Linked DNA regions of Homo sapiens: regions 1 and 3 are each linked to region 2. Evidence: chromatin loops called from intact Hi-C (ENCODE). Cell type or tissue: mammary epithelial cell. All regions are shown on one strand. Each heading gives the region's core, and the rest is flanking DNA. Links, peaks and the distances in the headings are about the cores only.

What was found. Hi-C counts contacts between places; a loop is a spot of excess contacts. Peaks named below come from ENCODE experiments on the same cell type or tissue, not always from the same donor. Only the 100,000 strongest peaks of a DNase experiment are listed, where the experiment ranks them.
Region 1: a loop joins it to region 2, with 10 times the contacts of the local background. A loop is called at or near these places in 10 of 110 quality-filtered maps.
Region 3: a loop joins it to region 2, with 18 times the contacts of the local background. A loop is called at or near these places in 18 of 110 quality-filtered maps.

The regions. Positions count from the first base shown.
Region 1 is chr4:156,166,395-156,171,394 of GRCh38, forward strand. No RefSeq gene overlaps it. Among named protein-coding and RNA genes, the nearest start is that of CTSO, 220 kb to the left of the region's middle. In mammary epithelial cell, for the core only: a CTCF peak has its summit at 2,705 (motif pointing right); a DNase peak (open chromatin) is centred at 2,857.
Region 2 is chr4:156,471,163-156,479,488 of GRCh38, forward strand. No RefSeq gene overlaps it. Among named protein-coding and RNA genes, the nearest start is that of LINC02272, 170 kb to the right of the region's middle. In mammary epithelial cell, for the core only: a CTCF peak has its summit at 4,307; DNase peaks (open chromatin) are centred at 4,349 and 5,339; H3K27ac peaks cover 2,016 bases.
Region 3 is chr4:157,125,501-157,130,500 of GRCh38, forward strand. All of the region lies in intron 4 of GLRB (glycine receptor beta), which reads left to right. Among named protein-coding and RNA genes, the nearest start is that of GLRB, 52 kb to the left of the region's middle. In mammary epithelial cell, for the core only: a CTCF peak has its summit at 3,121; no DNase peak of the experiment used is centred there.

The DNA.
Region 1 (5,000 bases), core at 1-5,000, 310 kb before region 2:
GCTCCATTTTCTTGAGATTTTTCTAGAGAAATAGGTAAGTTTTACATTGAGTCCTACTAAGAAATTATGATGCAGAGTCACCTTTTAGCTATCACTGCAGAGAAAAGTTATCATGATTCACCTTGTCTTGAGAAATTATCAGGTATGGGAAGTACTGAGACTGAATATTATTAGTACACAAGGTGGATTTGCAAAATTTCCACCATTGGAACTAGAAAATAGAGGATAAATACTACACTCCTATTTTATCTGAACTGATATGCATGAGTCAGTCAAAAATTAAATTCATTTCTAGAAAATGTTTTAGAATGTCTCATCATACAACAGCCACAAGATTCTCTTTAAATGTTGGCTTCAAAATGCAGATGAGAGATAATCATTTCAAACATACCTCTAGATCACTTGGTGATTTTCCATTTTCTTGTTCTACTTCTTCTCTAAGATGCCTGAAAAAGTTTGATTTTGGCTAGTTGTCTGTTTTCTCCATTTGTCCTACTGTTTGTCCTTCAGTATTTATTCTGCCTCTTAAGACTCTTGGTTTCCTGATTTCTGGTAGTGACCTGATCTTGTGTATATTTCAAACTTACAAGCACACATTCACAGGAGTTAGGACTCTGCGATCAATTGATATAATATTAATAGGATGCTTTTTACTGAGCCCCATGATTCTCTGTATCTATTACATTTTTCCAATAGATTTCGGAACCAGAAATAGCTTACAAGTTAACGAGAAGTCTTATAAACAAATCAATAATCACAATACATTCTAATAAATGTATGATACATGTTTGATCTAAGATTTTCATTTTGTATAGGTCGATTAAAAGTGACTGTTATAATATTTTGTGCATACTTATAAATGGGACTCTACATATATCTAAGCCTGTGCATCTCCTAAGGACCAAAGTATCATATGGAATTTCTTCCCAGATATCAGTAACAGAATATTAGGGGCAAAAGAAACTCAGTATTTGGATGGCTTCTTGAAACTACTCTCTCTGGTATTGTAATTGGTAGGGGTCAGATTTACTGAAAGTCAGAGAGTATCGATTGATAAGAGTACAAAAGAGTAACTAACTATGGGCATATTCATTAGTTAGAGCTTGGGAGTGGCTTTGCTGGGTTGTTCTGGTTCCAAATTTCTCGTGAGCTTGCAGATAAGATGGTGGCCCGCACTTCAATCATTTTGTGATTTAATTGAGAAACGATGGTCCACTTCTCAGATGGATAATTCACATAGCTGTTGGCAGGAGCCTCCATTTATGTTGGCTATTGGCAGGAGGCTTTAATTCCTCATTGTCTGTTGACAGGAGATCTTAATTCTTTGCTTCATGGGTTTCCCCATAGGGTTTCTTGAGTGTTCTCATAATATGGCAACTGGCTTCCTTCTGAGATAATGATCTGAGAGAAGGAGAACGAATAAAGGATGATGCCACAGAACACAGTCATTTTCACAATCTGCAATTATTTACACAACTTAGTCTGATTCAACCGCACAAGAACATGGAGTAGGGAAACTTTGAAGGCTATCTTGGAGGCTGGCCTACCTTAGTGGGGTTAGAATAATGGCAGGGTAGAAGAGGTATATGAGTGCAATATGCAAAAAGATAGGGATTTACATGAATAGATTTTTATGGTAGTAAAGAAAAACTGGAAAAAATACATAGAATTCAGATTGGAGGCTTGCCAGAAGAAAACTATAAAAGGGAAGCTTAACAAGTTAAGAGGTTACTGGAAATAATTGTCGTTGCTATTGGGAAAAACACCCAAATCTTTAATATTGTTTTCAAATCGTCACATGGTCCAAATATTAGCTTGCTGTTAAAGCCCCATCTCCTAGGATGCTTCGGTATTGCTGTCTCTCTATGCCAGACACATTGATTGGCCTCCTTGAAGATCATTAAATAAGTATGTTCCTGCCTTTAAACATGTGCCCTACATTTGGAATGCCCTTTCCCACCCCTTTACCTAATTATCCTCTATTCAGCCATCATACTAAGCTCAAGCACCAGCTCCTTCAGGCATAACCTTTGGTCTCAGGTTGTCTAGCTATTTTCTCGTGTATGACTATATCTATTACTGTCATCATCATCATCATCATCATCATCATCATCATCATCATTTCAGGGACATTTTTAATGTTTTTAATTATACAACTGTCAGTGTCCTTAATCTCTAAACTAAAGTTTAAGCTATATAAGAAAAAAGAATCACATCTGACTATTCCATGTGCCAAGCACAGTGTCTGGTAAATTAGAAGGACTTAGTCATTTTTCATTTAAAGAGGCAGTTAGTCATTTCTCACTTCAAGAATAAATACACTATTCCCTGAGATAGATGATAAGGATACGAATTAGCATGATGGTAAGAAGGTAGAAAGTAGATGGCACATTCAAAAAAGATGTTAAATCAAGGCCAAGGCATGAAGGAAACTGAGTCATCAAGAATAATGATAAATATCTGATATTTTAAAACTGAACAACAGCAAAAGATTATAGGACAAAATAACAATATAAAATGAAGGCGTTAACTTTGAGAATTTTATTAATCAGACCCCAACCAGGAACACAGAAAATACACTGTGTTAATTTCTATGTATTGCCCTTACCTCCAAATTGACCCCTCAGTGCCTGCTCTGAAGTAATGGACTGATTGCTTTAAACATTTCTCTTTAAGCACAGCACCATGTTAAGCTTTGTCAATAGAGGGCACTGGAGTCACATTACAGAAGGAAGGGGCTTCTCTTTCCAGTTTTGGCTGTTTTGCTTTGGATTTTCAGCCCTCTCTGGCTCCTGCTGCAGTCCTGCTGTGTGGGTGTGTAAGAACATTCAGTGATGCCTTGTCCAGCCACACACCCAGAAGGCAAAATCCGTCAGTGACCTCATAGGCCCTGCCTAAGCCCTATGACTACCTTCCCAAGGCTTCTTATCTCCACCCGAACATACTGACACTGCATGCTCCAAGCCCATAACACCCACAGAGTGTCCAGATTTCCTCTGTGTACTTGCCGACCAACCTGGCTTGCCAGCACCCTGGAGGTTTATCTCTTTCTTGTGTGATGAATGCAGACCAGCTTTGTCCCAGCCAACCTAACAAACTTCTCTGCTATTCCATGAGCTGCAAACATGCTTTCTCCAAGATGAGAACTCAGCCCTGAAGAGGGTCCCACCTTCTAAGTTTGTCCTTCCTTTGAAAGTCAGCTTCAGCATAGGGTTCCCTTTAGAATTGCTTCTGTATCTTTATAGTTGCTTTCCTATCATAGTTTAATAATTATTTCATATTAAATTCCTGTTAAATTTACGGCGTGGTTTATCTTTCCTAGCAAAATTAAAGAATATTACCAACTTACTATGAAAATAAAGAACATTTTATGCAGGGAACTGGTCATGCAACTCTGAAGAGCTGAGAAGCCAAATGTAGGCCTCGGAGGCAACTCATAAATTAGCATCTACAAGAAGTTGCTACCTTTTGAAGTCTGCAGGGACAAGAGAAGAGGCAGTGTTACAAGGGCCAAGATGACACATTGGAAGAAAACTATGTCCAACTCTCTGGCAAAATCTAGAGCTACAGAGGAGAAGCCATTGCTATCAGAGTCCCTGTCTGGCTTTTCCTTTTCTTCATCTGACAATTTCCTGTAGGTGGCTCCCATTGTTTGAAACCAGCTGGCAACCAGCTTACAAGGGAACCCAAGAATGCATCTCGGAGACGGCCATCTGCAGAACACTGCAGATTAGGAGGAAGCTGAAGAATGGATCCCAGAGCAAAAAGACCAAAGACTGGCAGAGATTTACTCAGGTTTATGCATTAACAACCAGCTTCCCAGGAGAGCAATGCCCTTTGTTGTAATGTTTTTCTGCATTTCTGATGTAACTATTCTTACTATGGGTGGTTTCAAGAAGCAAACATGAACATCACTGGACCCTAAGTCTGGAAGGAATGCACCTCAGCACACCATGTATAGTAGTTCCACTATATTCAATGAATTTTTTTAAGTATAGATATTGGCATCTTGAAGAAACTGCTTGTAATGATCAGCAATACCATTCATTTAATAACAAAATTTCTTTAAAACTTCAGAAGCTGATATCTAGATATTATAATGAAAGCTAAACAATTCAAAAGCAACAAGTTAATCCACAATTTTAAAGTATGCGTGGTTACAGAGGACATGCTCCTAGACACTGATAGTAACCAAAGAGAGGAGGGTAAAGGGGAACCTGCTTGTGGTTGTTTATAGTTTACCTGCTTCTTCTGAAATATTATTCTCAGCCCTCCATGCAGACATAATCTGGGCAAGAGATGAAAAACAAATATGGCAGGGGCTGCTAATTTCACTTTTGATTGATATAATCAGGAGGGGAAAGCTAGGCCGTTTATTTTTCTACCTTCTAACTGTTACTTTATTCCCTTACTCTGGAGATGGAGGCAAAGAGAACATCTTCTACTCCTAAGTGGCAGAAAATCTCTCAGAAGGTTATTTTGCATATGTATCAGAGTCACCATCAGAGCCCTTTCTAAAGGTGAACACCACAGGGTATGGTGGCTCAATCCTGTAATTCCAGCACTTTGGGAGGCCAAGGCAGGCGGATCATGAGGTCAGGAGATCGAGACCATCCTGGCTAAAATGGTGAAACCCCGTCTCTACTAAAAATACAAAAATTAGCCGGCCATGGTGGTGGGCGCCTGTAGTTCCAGCTACTCGGGAGGCTGAGGCAGAAGAATTGCTTGAACCCAGGAGGTGGAGGTTGCAGTGAGCCGGACATCAAGCCACTGCACTCCAGCCTGGGCGACAGAGCGAGACTCCATCTCCAAAAAAAAAATGGTGAACACTCATGAGGGAATGCAGTCAGACTTTGAAGGTTACCACATGCCACTTGCCATACAATTAACAAAGGGCTCTACATTGTTTTTGGCTTTATAATGTAAACATATTTTTATTAATAAGTTATATGATTCCTGCATTATTTCATAATTTGAGCTCATCAAGAAACTGTCTAACA
Region 2 (8,326 bases), core at 1,918-6,917:
TCTAAATGGCTAAAATTCTATCTATCGGGCTACATTTAAAGCAACTGGATACATAAAAATTTGAATTTGGCACCCATGATGTTTTGAGCAAATGGGTTCCAGCTTGCTATGAAGAAGTAAACAATTTAGGGCAACATAAAAGGGGGGAATCCTTACTCCATTTATGTAACAAATATGTCACAAAGCCTACTTGCTTAACAATAGAGAACAGGAATAGGCATCTATTTAAGGAATTTGGCGTCTTAGGAAAATAATTATTTCTCGTGTGTGTGTGTGTGTGTGTGTGTGTGTGTGTGTGTGTTTTGTTTTTTGAGACGGGGTCTTACTCTGCTGCCCAGGATGGAGTGCAGTGATGAAATCACAGCTCACTGCAGCCTCAACTTCCCAGGCTCAAGCAATTCTCCCACCTCAGCCTCCCAAGTAGCTGAGACTACTGGCACACATGTCCCTACACCCAGCTAATTTTTTTTTTTTTTTTTTGTAGAGATGAGGACTCACTGTGTGCCCCCTAGGCTCTTCTTGAACTCCTAAGTTCAAGCATTCCTCCTGGCTCAACCTCCCAAAGTGCTGAGATTACAGGGGTGAGCCACCACACCAACCTCTCCCAAGTGTTTTTAAATGAAGCAATGTTATTTTCAAAGGAAGCAAATGTGTTATTTAGTTGTCTTTGGAAAACTCAAATATATTTTTTGTGACATAAAAAATGTTTCGTGCTTATGAAGATGTGTCTAGTTTATCTTCATGGTCTCTAAGTTTGTTTCATTTGCTTGATTGTACTGAAGTAAAATATTTCTTGTCATTTTGAGACTTTTGAAAAATGTTTAGAAGACAGATATGGAGACTGTGGAAATGGGTCAACTTACTATTAATTTTGAAAATTTGGTTTTAACTGGAAAAACTATTCTTCAATTACAACAGTCTTTAATGGTTCTTTAATAAGACTATTTGTAAATAAAATTACTTTGTCATGAAATCAAAACATTTCTAGTTTTTCATGTGTAATTTAATACATATGCAAATACATTCTTAAAGACCAACTCAATAAACTTTAAAATCTTTTTTTAATGTAATGGGATAATTTTCATTAAGTAATGTATAACATTTATCACTTATTTTATTTTTTCTGTTTTCTGAATGCAGCCCAAGTTGATTAATTTCAAACTATAAAAACGTATTTGTTTGTGAATACTTAAGACATTTATCATATGATGCCATTTAAGAACCATATTAAAATATCATAATGTCTTTTTAGTAATAATGATATCATAATATCTGGGCTATGCATCAGAATGCAGAGGAAGCCATTAGGTTATATCCTGTAACCAATAATATTATGGTTTCAAAAATACGGGAAAAGGAACCCTATTGCCTTTACATAAGCACAGACATAGATTGGAAACAAATAAGAGGAAGAATTTCAAGTTTAAATTTAAGAGAATCTCATATGTAGATAAACTAGACTGGATGATCCTATCTGATGATATTCCTTGGGTCCTTCTAGATTCATGTTTTGCACATCCTGTCATTTCTAATAAGTATTTAGAGCACTGAATCACAGAGACAGCTGAAATTAGAGAATGCTGAAACCTTAAGCAAAAGTGGTTAACCCCAATCAAGTCTCAGTAATTAATATCAGTAGTTGGCAGCTGAGCCTGGATGTCATCATATATTATAGATGATGAGGCTACCGTGAATTAAACCTTGTGGCTGATGAGAACACTTTCCCCTTGGTTAGAAAACATATTTCATACCTTATTTTACAACCAGGTGTGTAGTTTTCACCACTACAGCAATTGGGCCACAGTATAGATTCATAAAATAAGTGTAAATGTGGATTTGAGTAGTTGGCAATTTAAACTCTAGCCATTCCAAAGTGAAATTCCAGGCCTAATTGAGCTCCAGTGGTTGTCAGCAGCTTATATGATCAAGTTTTTACAAACTCTCTTCTGGCTAATTGTGCTATCTTTGGTCTGTCTCCTCACAGGGATTCTGTGTGTGCATACTCCCAGTCTCACAGCTCTGTTCATGTCTTGGCAGCCTTCAGCTTCAAACTGAAGACTGTGGGAGGTTATGTATTCTGATACTAGGCTTCTTATTTGGGAAACCTTTATAAATTAATTGTGAAACTACTTTGGATGTTACGTTATTGGTATGAACTTAAGCAACACTGAGGACCTTAAGGTACATATTGAAACCCTGAGTTCTGTGAATCACCGAATATGACTGATTTTCATAGTTTCAGTACGGACCACCTTACTACATTTTTTATTTCATTTTTGTAAACTAAGACAGGACAGCAAAATATGAGCACAAATTGGGTTAGCCACATAACTTACATTTCCTGTTATCTTCTTTGACTCTTTCTTTACAATGACTTTTTTGCTGTGTTGTTGGTAGTTTTATCATTTTTTCCAAAAGCTTTATCTGTACTCTGGACAAGGTATATCAGTTGTAAAAATTAAACATTTATTCAACTATGAAGCCAGTCAGTCTATGGACGCCCTTTAGGCAGGCACTTCGTTTGCATTTAAAGTGTAATTAGAGAGAAATATGTTGAATTTTAAAGCAAGTATATGAAAAGCTTTTCAAGGTTTTTCAAATCTGGATAATATAATCCAGGAATTGCATTTAAAATATTTGTTTTATAGGAGAAAGGATGAAATTCTAGCTTTGACTGCACAAGGAACTCAGGATAATTAGGGAGAGAGAGCTTGCTCACAGTTATCAGAGGCATACAACTCCCTCACTGGTCTGATCTCTGCTGCTCCCAGCTCAGACTCATATCCCTCCTTACCCTCCAAGCTACTCCAAATAAGTAGCAGATCAGGGACAGCAAAGCATAAGTTATATAGACATGCTTCTACAAGAGGCTGCTTCCCCCTGACCCAAACACTCAGGGCCCACAAGAAAATGTGGGGTTTTTAAGATCAAATTAGAAGGAAGCCATTATCCTCAGCAAACTAATGCAGGAACAGAAAAACAAGGACCTCATGTTCTCACTTATAAGTGGCAGCTGAACAATGAGAACACATGGAGACATGGTGGGGAACAACACACACTGGGGCCTGAGATGGGGAGGTAGAGGGAGGGAGAGCATCAGGGAGAAGAGCTAATGGATGTTGGGCTTAATACCTAGGTGATGGGTTGACCTGTGTAGCAAACCACCATGGCATCTGTTTACCTATGTAACAAACCTGCACATCCTGCACATGTACCTGGGAACTTAAAATAAAAATGGAAGAAAAATGAAAAATAATAAAGTAAAAGGAATGCAGTGATAGGAATATCATGAGGCATTAAATGCAGGGATAATAAAGAATGATTTTTTAAATAAGAAATTTTCTTCTTTCTAGTTTAATGTATTAAAATGTGTTTATATAATTGTATATTTTATTGTTATATTACTGTGTTTTTCTGCATCACGTTTATAACATGGCTAAACTACATTATATCCATTTGTAATAAAAAATCTTACTCTGCTTTGTTATAGTATTAACTTATAAGTATACATTCAAGCTATAAGTAAATTACTCAGAATCAAAAGCAATTTGAGCTGGGCGCGGTGGCTCACACCTATAATTCCAGTACTTTGGGAGGCTGAGGCAGGCGGATCATGAGGTCAGGAGATTGAGACCATCCTGGCTAACACGGTGAAACTCCGTCTGTACTAAAAATACAAAAAATTAGACAGGTGTGGTGACACGCGCCTGTAGTCCCAGCTACTCAGGAGGCTGAGGCAGGAGAATCCCTTGAACCCTGGAGGCAGAGGTTGCAGTGACCCGAGATTGCACCACTGCGCCCCAGCCTGGGCGACAGAGCGAGACTCTGTCTCAAAAAGAAAAAGAAAGAAAACGAAAATTCTTTTAACCCTCATTTACCTTGCATTTCTATAATTGTAAAACATAGAAATATTAACATAGCTATTAGAGATTATTCAGTGTTGCCTTGAGGCTCCAGTTAAAACAACAGAAATGAATACACTCCTCAAGTTTTAAACACAATGAAATGTTATGAACTATTTTTAAGAGAAAAATCCCTACCTACTTGTGTAACAAATTATTGCTATGTGTTAATGATATATGTTGACATAGCTCATATATAGCACATACATTGAGCAATAAATATTGAAATGTTTTCTTTATTCATGCTAGCCCTTTTCAATCCATTTTAAACATTTAAGGGGCTTTGTCATAAAATAATTTTTTATTAAAGTGAATTGTATATAAATCCCATTTTGCAATGACTATTTTTTTAAAAGACAAAGAAGAGAATGATAAATGAGCTTTCTGCTATTGATCTATTCAGCCACAGGGTGTCATTCTTGGAGTACAGATTAGCCTGTCTAGAAGCAATACTCTGGCAGCAGATACCAAACACCATATCATATTCAGTATGTTGAATACATAATGAAAGCTCCTGACTTTTAGCCTAATTTAATACTTCTTTATACTCAGCAAACTACATCATTAGACATTTTCCAGATCTGTTTTGTAATTTTTAAATTATCTTTAGAATAAAAGCATGAAGACAACAAACAAAATTTCTAGTGGACTCAACCTCAGTGAATTGAATTAGATTGCTAGTCTTGGGAAGATAGTGAGAGAAAATATACAATCGGTACTGCTCTCTTATATTCAGAGAGAGTTATAAGGAAAAACAACGAAGTTGACAGATAGCCATACTTATAAAAAGCATTTTCCCTTTAAAAGTTATTTCCATTTATTTCATCAAACTAATAGATTATATCGCACCAGTACATGGCTCAAGAAAACTCCAAACATGCTTGGTATAGCTATTTTATGCTGAATTTGCAAAGCGTTCTAGGCCGAAAGTTAACATAGACTATGGAACTATAGTCTCACCCAAATCAGTTTAAACTTGGCACCAAGTATCCCACTTTGTCTTCTCCCACATTGGGTACAACTCATCTGAAAAAGGGTAACTTTAACCATGGTGCATAAGTCATGAAAATGGCTTGGAAAGACCTCATTAAAATGGGGCCAGATAAAGGTTAAGAAAAAGGTGATATTAACCTGACACTTTGCTTCTCTCTTCTTTAATCACTGGTAATGTGGGGACACTTAAACCTCTATCATAAACTTAGATGGAAATTCCCTCATGCCTACTTACATTGCTCCCAGCCCATCATCATGTGTAGAAAACAGATCAATGTTTTACTCCTTCATTCAGAGAGCTTTTTTCAAATATGATCCCATAATAGAGAGAAAACCAGACATGATTCACGTACTCATGCAGCTTAGTCTCTAGTGAGTGAGAGAGACATGAATCAACCACGCAAGTAAGACATAACATTCCAATGTGGTTAGTGCTAAGAAAGAGAAACACACCACAGTGCTACAAATGCTTATTTAATTGGGAATTTTACCCATGACTAGAGAAGAATTTCCTGAGTTAGCCAGGGCAGAGCTAGGGTATGGTCAATGAGTAATACTAACCAATCAAATAGAGAACAGAGAGAGATCAAGTCTGGAGCCTGTCAGGAAGACAGTATCATGAGCTCCAGTAACTGAAGAGGTTCAGGTCTCATCAAACAGATGGTGAAGACAATGTGGTGGAAAAGGCTGAAATGGTAGTCAATAAGTCATGTCAAGGATTTCGGTCTTTGCTTTTTGGTCTTTATCCTAAGAGCAAGAGGAAGCCGATGAATGTTTCCAAGCAAGAGAAGGATGAGGGAGGGAAAAGTGTTGAATATTCTAAGGTGCAGATTTGCACTTTGAGAAAGATTATTCTGTTTAGGATGCAAAAGGAATTTTTAGTGGACAAAGGTGGTTCTTGGAAAACCAGTTACAAGCTAGAAGTTGGCGGCTTGTATTAAAGAAACAAAAGTTAAAAATCGAAATAAGATGGACTTGAGACATATAGAAAGGAATTCCTTACCTATCTAGGGATTCTGTGTGGGGATGAATCTTTGATTTCGTCTCATTAATGGCTGGTGAGACTCCATTGTACAAAAAAAAGTTGATTTAAGGGACTACACCTGACTGGGTGCAGTGGGTCACACCTGTAATCCCAACACTTTGAGAGGCCAAGGTGGGAAGATCGCTTGGGCCAGGAGTTCGAGACCAGCCGGGGCAACAAAATGAGAACTTGTCTCTTCCAGAAAATTTTAAAACTTTGTGAGGCATGATGGCTCACACCTGTAGTCCAAGCTGCTCTGGTGCCTAAGTCGTTCAACATCACCCCAAGAAAGGTAAAAGGAGGTTTCCTGACTTATGGTCACATATTTCAACTACTCATTCATATGTTTAGCTATATATCACCACATACTCCTCTAAAAATTATTATAACAATTTAGATTTTTACCAAAAAATGGAGACCCAATTGTCCCATGTTCTTGATACCTCTGAGCAATGTCAATCTTTTTTATCTTGACTTATAAAACTTGGTTTAAAAAAACTTACTCTCTTGTCATTTCCTCAATTAGGAAGCAGTTGAACACATTTTCACAAGTTTGTTAGCTATCTTTATATCTTTTACATGAATTGACTATTTTCATTTGCCCAATGCTAGCACAGTGTTTGACTTTTTCTGAAAGATTTATAAAAGCTATAGTTTTTATGTTTCGTTGCAAATTATCTTCCTGTTTGTTTAATAAAAGCAAGCTAAGGACCTCTGCTTACCCTCAAACTGTACTATCTGTCACAGCTTCTGCTTCCTCACGATTTTAAATTTCCTTATAACTTCAGCTGGTTCATGGCCACTTAGTCCTATTGTCATCTCTATAGGGTTTTTGTATTTAGAAGATAAAATTACAAGACAGCCAATTAAATTTGAACTTCAGATAAAACAACACATATTTTTAACTGTAAGTATGTCTCATGAAATATTTGGGACATAACTATGAACTTGCATGTTGTTTATTTAAAATTGAAATTTAATTAGCTGTTCTGAATTTTTGTGACAACCTTCTCTCTGTTTCAAGCTACCTAATTCACTCCATATTTGTCCACCCAAATTCCAACAAATAAGAATAATATTATTCTATTCTATCCCAATTTGGACAAATAATTTTTAAGTTAATTTATAAGCTGCAAGCCTTCTAATGGATTAATTGCCTTTAAGTGAGTTGCCCAGGATAACATTGAAACTAAGGGGGAGCTCCCATCAGCAGAATCAGGATTTTATCAGAGAAGAGTGGAAAAGTTATGGACCCCATGACTATTACGTAAAAAATATATCACTTTTCCACTTAGAGATTTTTTAAAATAAATATGCAATAATAGTTTTAAATTATAATCATATTTATTTTGTTTTTTTGAGTTTTAAAGTATAATATTATTTGATAAAGGCCCTACATCTTCATGTATCTAGATTTTTCAGGAAAATCAAGAATCGATGTGGTAAACTGAATAACAACCCATGAAAAATGTCTATCTCCTAATCCTGGAATCTGCAAGTGTGTTGCCTTATGTGTCAAAAGGTACTTTGCAAATGTGATCAAAGCATCTTGAAAGGGGGAGATCATTCTGAATAATAATTATCCTGGGCCCAGTGTATTCACAGGAGTACTTATGAGAGGGAGGCAGTATAGTTAGATAGTGGGATGATGGGTGCAGAGTTAGAGAGAGAGAAATTGGAAGATGCTACACTGCTGGCTTTGAAGATGGTGGATGGGGCCAGGAGCTAACGAATGAGGCGGCTTCCAGAAGCTGGAAAAGGAGAGAAAATGATTTTCCCCTAGATTCTCCAGAAAGAATGCAGCTCTGCCAACACCTGAACTTTAGCCCATGAGAGCCACTTTTTAGTTTCTGTCCTCCAGAACACTAAGATAATAAACAAATGTGTGTTGTTTTAAGTCACTAATCTGTAGTCATTTGTTGCAGCAGCAATAAGAGCCTAATACAAAGACAATACTCAGAATAGTTCCAGGTTTTCTTGAATAGCAATATATTTTATTCAATATAAACAAAAGCAGAATAGGAAAAAAATTTCATATTATTCATTTCATTGCTTATTTTAACTACTATATTTTGACCTATTTAAAAGAAATGAATATATCAAAATAAGACTTGCTACCAAAGAAGAAAGTGCTCTCCCATTATATATCAACTGAAATTAGCAAACCAATAAATTTTGTTTGAAGATGTGCTTTTTTCACCTTTGGCTTTCATTATTAAGTATTTTCCAAGAGTAAAGATTTTTGCTGTATAATTAAATTGGAATTATATTGCTAGAATATATTCCATAAATGTAAATTTAAAAATCTCACATTCTAAAGGCTGATGCATGTAGCCTAAGTCTAGTTAACTTGAACATACATAGGCAAGTCAAGGGGGGAAATATTAAAATATTATAATTTGAAAAA
Region 3 (5,000 bases), core at 1-5,000, 650 kb after region 2:
AATTAATTTAAAATTTCACAGTAGTATATTATCCTAAAAACTGAATTATTTCTAATTGTATTAGCAGTCCTACTGTATATGTGTGGCTTTGTCTATTACTAGCCTCCTAGAAATCTCCCCTACAAGGATGTACAAAAATAAAGGAATTCCTGGCCAGGCACAGTGGCTCATGTCTGTAATCCTAGCAACTTGGGAAGCTGAGGCAGGTGGATCACTTGAGGTCAGGAGTATAAGACCAGCCTGGCCGACACTGTGAACCCCGTCTGTACTAAAAATACAAAATAAATAAATAAATAAATTAGCTGGGCATGGTGGTGCACACCAGTAATCCCAGCTACTTGGGAGGCTGAGGCTGGAGAATCACTTGAATCCAGGAGGTGGAGGTTGCAGTGAGCTGAGATCATGCCAAAGGAAGTCTTAACATTTAAAAAGCTTCAGTATTGCTCTGTGCTTTCCTCTGAAATTCAAACCATTCTACTTCAGCAGATAGTGCTTATTAAAGAAAGCACAATGCAGAACACAGAGCCTGGGAGTAGATATAACATGAATAGCCACGAGTCAGGTGTCAGAAAGATGGAGGGCAACTTTTAAAGGAAGAGGGGCAGCCCATTTCATCAGTGGATAATGTTGATTATCAAACAAGGAAGCAAGCAAAGTTATTGGCATTAATGTTATTGTCAGGAAATTTTAACCAATTCTATTTGGAAAAAATTTGTTTTTGCTTTTTTTCTCTAAATTTAGATGCTAAATGTTGCTGGCTAAACTAGAAGTCACCTCACATTATTCATAAACCATAATTGTATAGTGGAGGAAAAATTACAGCCTTATTAATATTCCTTAAGGTCTTCCATATCTCTGTGGTTATACGCTGCTTCAGCCTGTTTTATGGCCTCATTGTGAAGCTTTATAGTTCCTATTTCTCATGTCTGTGTGCTCATTTGTATTTTGCTACCTTACATTTTTGTAAGGTATCATTATCAATACTATAAGTGGTATTTACCAACATTAACAGTAGCATCACCAAAATTGTCAAATAAATGTTATCATCCCAATTTGAAGTTGCTGGAACAGTCAGTTCTAGTTCTACCAGTTTATGTGCTACTGCTTGTGACAACTGAAATAAGAGTATTCAAAACAGTGAGAAGAATGATTTGTTAGGGGCTAGGTGACATCTGTTCTACAGTTATGCTTACAATATTTGTTGAGTTTCCATTCAGTTCCTAACTTTGGCTTTAATCAGCAGGATTTTCATAATTGAAAATGTGACCTATCGAACTTATGTAGGGAAAACTGGGTATTATCGTGTATTGTCATAATCTATACACTGGCACTTTGACTTATCAGAAATACATAAGAGCTCTTTCATGGAAATAAAAGCCTGTTTATACAATCTATTTTCTTTCTTTAGTTTAGGCATCCTTTGTAATTATATTGAATTATTATTGCACTATAATTCATGATCCTGTCAGACTTTCTATGCCTTTTTGTTCCATGACTTTTTGTTTATTTTAATAATAGATTGCAACTCCTTTTGGGAAACACAGCTGTGACTGTCAAGAAAAAAATTCATATTTGGGATCCACTAAAAATGCTTGATTCTAGTTCTTGGTAATTGCTCATCTTTGTTGTTTTAAAACAATTTTATTTTATATATTTTTATATTTAGATTTAAAATGCTTTCCTTAAAACTTGCCTCAGTTTACTATTTATATTTTGTTTTTGTTGTTAATTTTAAAGCATGTACTATAGAATAATAGAATTTACTGTAGAATAATATTAGACATATTTGTCCCATTTTTTATTTCACATATCTTAGTAGATTTTACATCTTAGATGTAAAATCATAAACATTAAACTGATTTCATATTTATTTTTCTCATGTTATTCATCTTCAGGGTTTGCACTCTGTTGTTGGCTGAATAATGGCCCCCTAAAGATGTTCATGTCATAATCACCAGTAATCACAATTCTTATATGAAATTTCTAATCTCACTAGAGGCTAAATTTTATATCCTTTTCAAACCTGTGGATATGCTGTTTTATATGTTAAAAAGGACATTTCAGATGTGATTAAATTAAATATTTGGAGATCGGGGGAGAGTATCCCAGTTTCTTCAAGTGAACCAGTGTAATTGATAGCGTTCTTGTAAGACAGAGACAGCAAGATCAGGGTCAGTGGTAGTAGCTGTGATGCAGGAAGCATGAAGCAGTTGTCATGCAAGGAAGGGACCATGACTTAAGGAATGCAGGTGACCTCTAGGAGCTGAAGAAGCCAAAGGAAAGAGGTTCATTCCTCAGAGGCTTCAAAGGAACCAGCCCCTCAGACAGAACAATTGACTTCAGCTCAGTGAACATGATTTTGGTCTTCTAAGCTACAGAACTGTAAGATACTAAATGTGTGGTGCTTGAAGCCACTATTTTTGGTAATTTTGTTACAGTGGCAATTGGAAACTAGTACATATGCTGATGAGCATTTGTTAGTAATTTTTTTCCTTCTGAATTCTGCTGGAGGTTTATCTGATTGCATATAACTTCCTCCCAAGTCCAGCTGAAGGATTATCTGATTATAACATAACTTTTTCCATATATGAAAATGCCAGACTAATCAGTTGTATTTTATTGAGTAATTACTTAAACCTCTCACTCATTAAGGTTAATTCTATTAAGGATGTAATTTTTAAATATCTATATATATGTTTTTAGTAGTTAAAATATACTTTATTCCTTTGTGTCAAAGTTACCTTTTTTTAGTGTACGTACATGAAACTCAACAATTTGTTATGGATACTTTCCTCATTACCTTTTTTCTTCAAGTTACATTATTTGGAAGCATTGGTGATTAAATTTCACAAGTAAGAGTACTGTATTAGGCATTGTGGAAGGATGAAAAATGTCCAAGTTTTGTTTTCTCTTTCTAGTAATTTGATTATTGTTATTAGTGGATATGAAAAAAATTAATGGTGTGAATAATACTACACAACTTCCTGAACTGAACTGTCAACATGATACAGAAGGCATTTCCTCATTCCTGTATTTAATAGAAGTGTATTGGATGCTTTTTATACTCAGCCTCAGCAGGTCTCTATTCTTTATGGGGTTTCCAGCCTAGTGTGGCACCATAGCACCACCTAGCAGGCTCTCCTAATAGAAATGGACTATGAACATAGATCTAGAAAAATTAATTATCCATAAGGTTTTATTGAAGAATCTTTAATTATAAACCTTGAAAAATGATATATTGAGAAAAATCACTACTATATAACCTAAGAGTTTTTACAGGCATTTGGGTAACTTGCAATTCTTATATGGAATTTTAACCTGACTTGAGGCTAAATTTTAAATCCTTTTCAAACCAGGCTTTTAATAGCCCTATTGACAGAACTTTAATTATAATGCTGCCAGATGCTATAAGAGCTGATCTCTTTTATTTATTTGAATGCTAATTTTTGCCATAATGCAAAGAAAACAAATGAATTAAAGATTATATATGTGAGCTATTCTAACAACATTACAAAATATAAACAGTTCTTAATATTAAAATATCATTTATGAAACTTAACCGATTATAGTGTCTTGTTGTGAAATGTTTTATTGCCTTGAAGAAATGGTTTAATTTGGGTGTTAATTGGTTCTAAAAGTTTTTGGAGACCATCCATTTTTTCAGATAATGATTAATAGTGTGTTATTTGGAATGAACAATGAATAGTATTTGTCACCAGTGCTTTAAAAGCAATTAAGTAATTTCCCACTCATAAAAGAGGTCTGTTTCTGATGGGAATTTGTTTCTTGCAAGATAAATGATAGAGCTATAATTACTGTGATTGAATAATTGAAAATGAAAATAAATAGGTTTCAAAGATGGTTATCTTAATATAAAGCATTTGAAATGCCAATAACTAGTAATTATTTGAAAATACTCATAAAACACTAACCAAAACATGTAACTAATGAGCTTTTATCTTTTCATGAATGTTCAACACAAACTATTAACTTAAATTGTAAAAATTTGAAATATTCTTAAAAGATACATAAGCTTGCTGGAACTTGCGTGGAATCATAGTATTATATGGCCTCATAACTAATAGAAAAGAATCTTTGAAGCACTTTCATAATGAAATAAGACATAATAATCAGGATGATACACTGAATGAACCAGTGAAGTAGGCAATTTCCAGTTTTGGTGATGCTCATTGGAATATGACTCTGATGGAATTCTATTTAAACAAAATAATTGGGGTAGAGACCCATTTGAGCTTTTTTTTTGTGGTGTATTGAGGTGACAATGGTGCAGCTTAAAGCAAGAAGAGTTTAGGAGATGCTAAAAAATGTGTGTTAGCACTGTGTTGAGATTTGAGATCTAGAGGTGAATGACTGTTCAAAATAATTGTAGGTAGATCATCTCAGTATAGAGAAACCCAAACATGTTACACTATATGCAGAATTTTTTGAAGCAAAAAAGCATATTAAGCACTCTACAAGCATTAAAAAGGAATAACAACAACATGAAGGATATTTCCTAATAAAATGAAAAAGTTTTTTAGCACCTAATATCTCCAGGTGCAGTTCATGTACTTTGCATATAACATCTCACTGAATTCTTCCTAAAACTCTATGTTGTGAGTGTATGATTATTATCCCTATCTTATATGGAAGGGAACTTTGTCTTCCATTCACTCCTTAATCCCCTGCAATTTTGTTTTTGATACACCACTGTATCGAAAATGTTTTTGCTGTAATCTTCAGTGGCTTCCTCATTTGCTGAAAGTAGTCAGTGTTTTTGTTTGTTTGTTTGTTTTTGTACTTGACCTTCTGTGGCACTTACTGCTGTTGACCATCACAAAGCTTTTGTTCTTTTGGTTTAGTGAAATCACATTCTTAGGATTTTTTTCTTTTTCAGTCTTCTAGCCAGCCCTTTAAGTGCTTACCCTCCCAGGTATTTTTGTGTTTCTTGTTTTTGTTTTTGTTCTGTATTCCTGCTCTAAGTAATAATTTTGAACAAA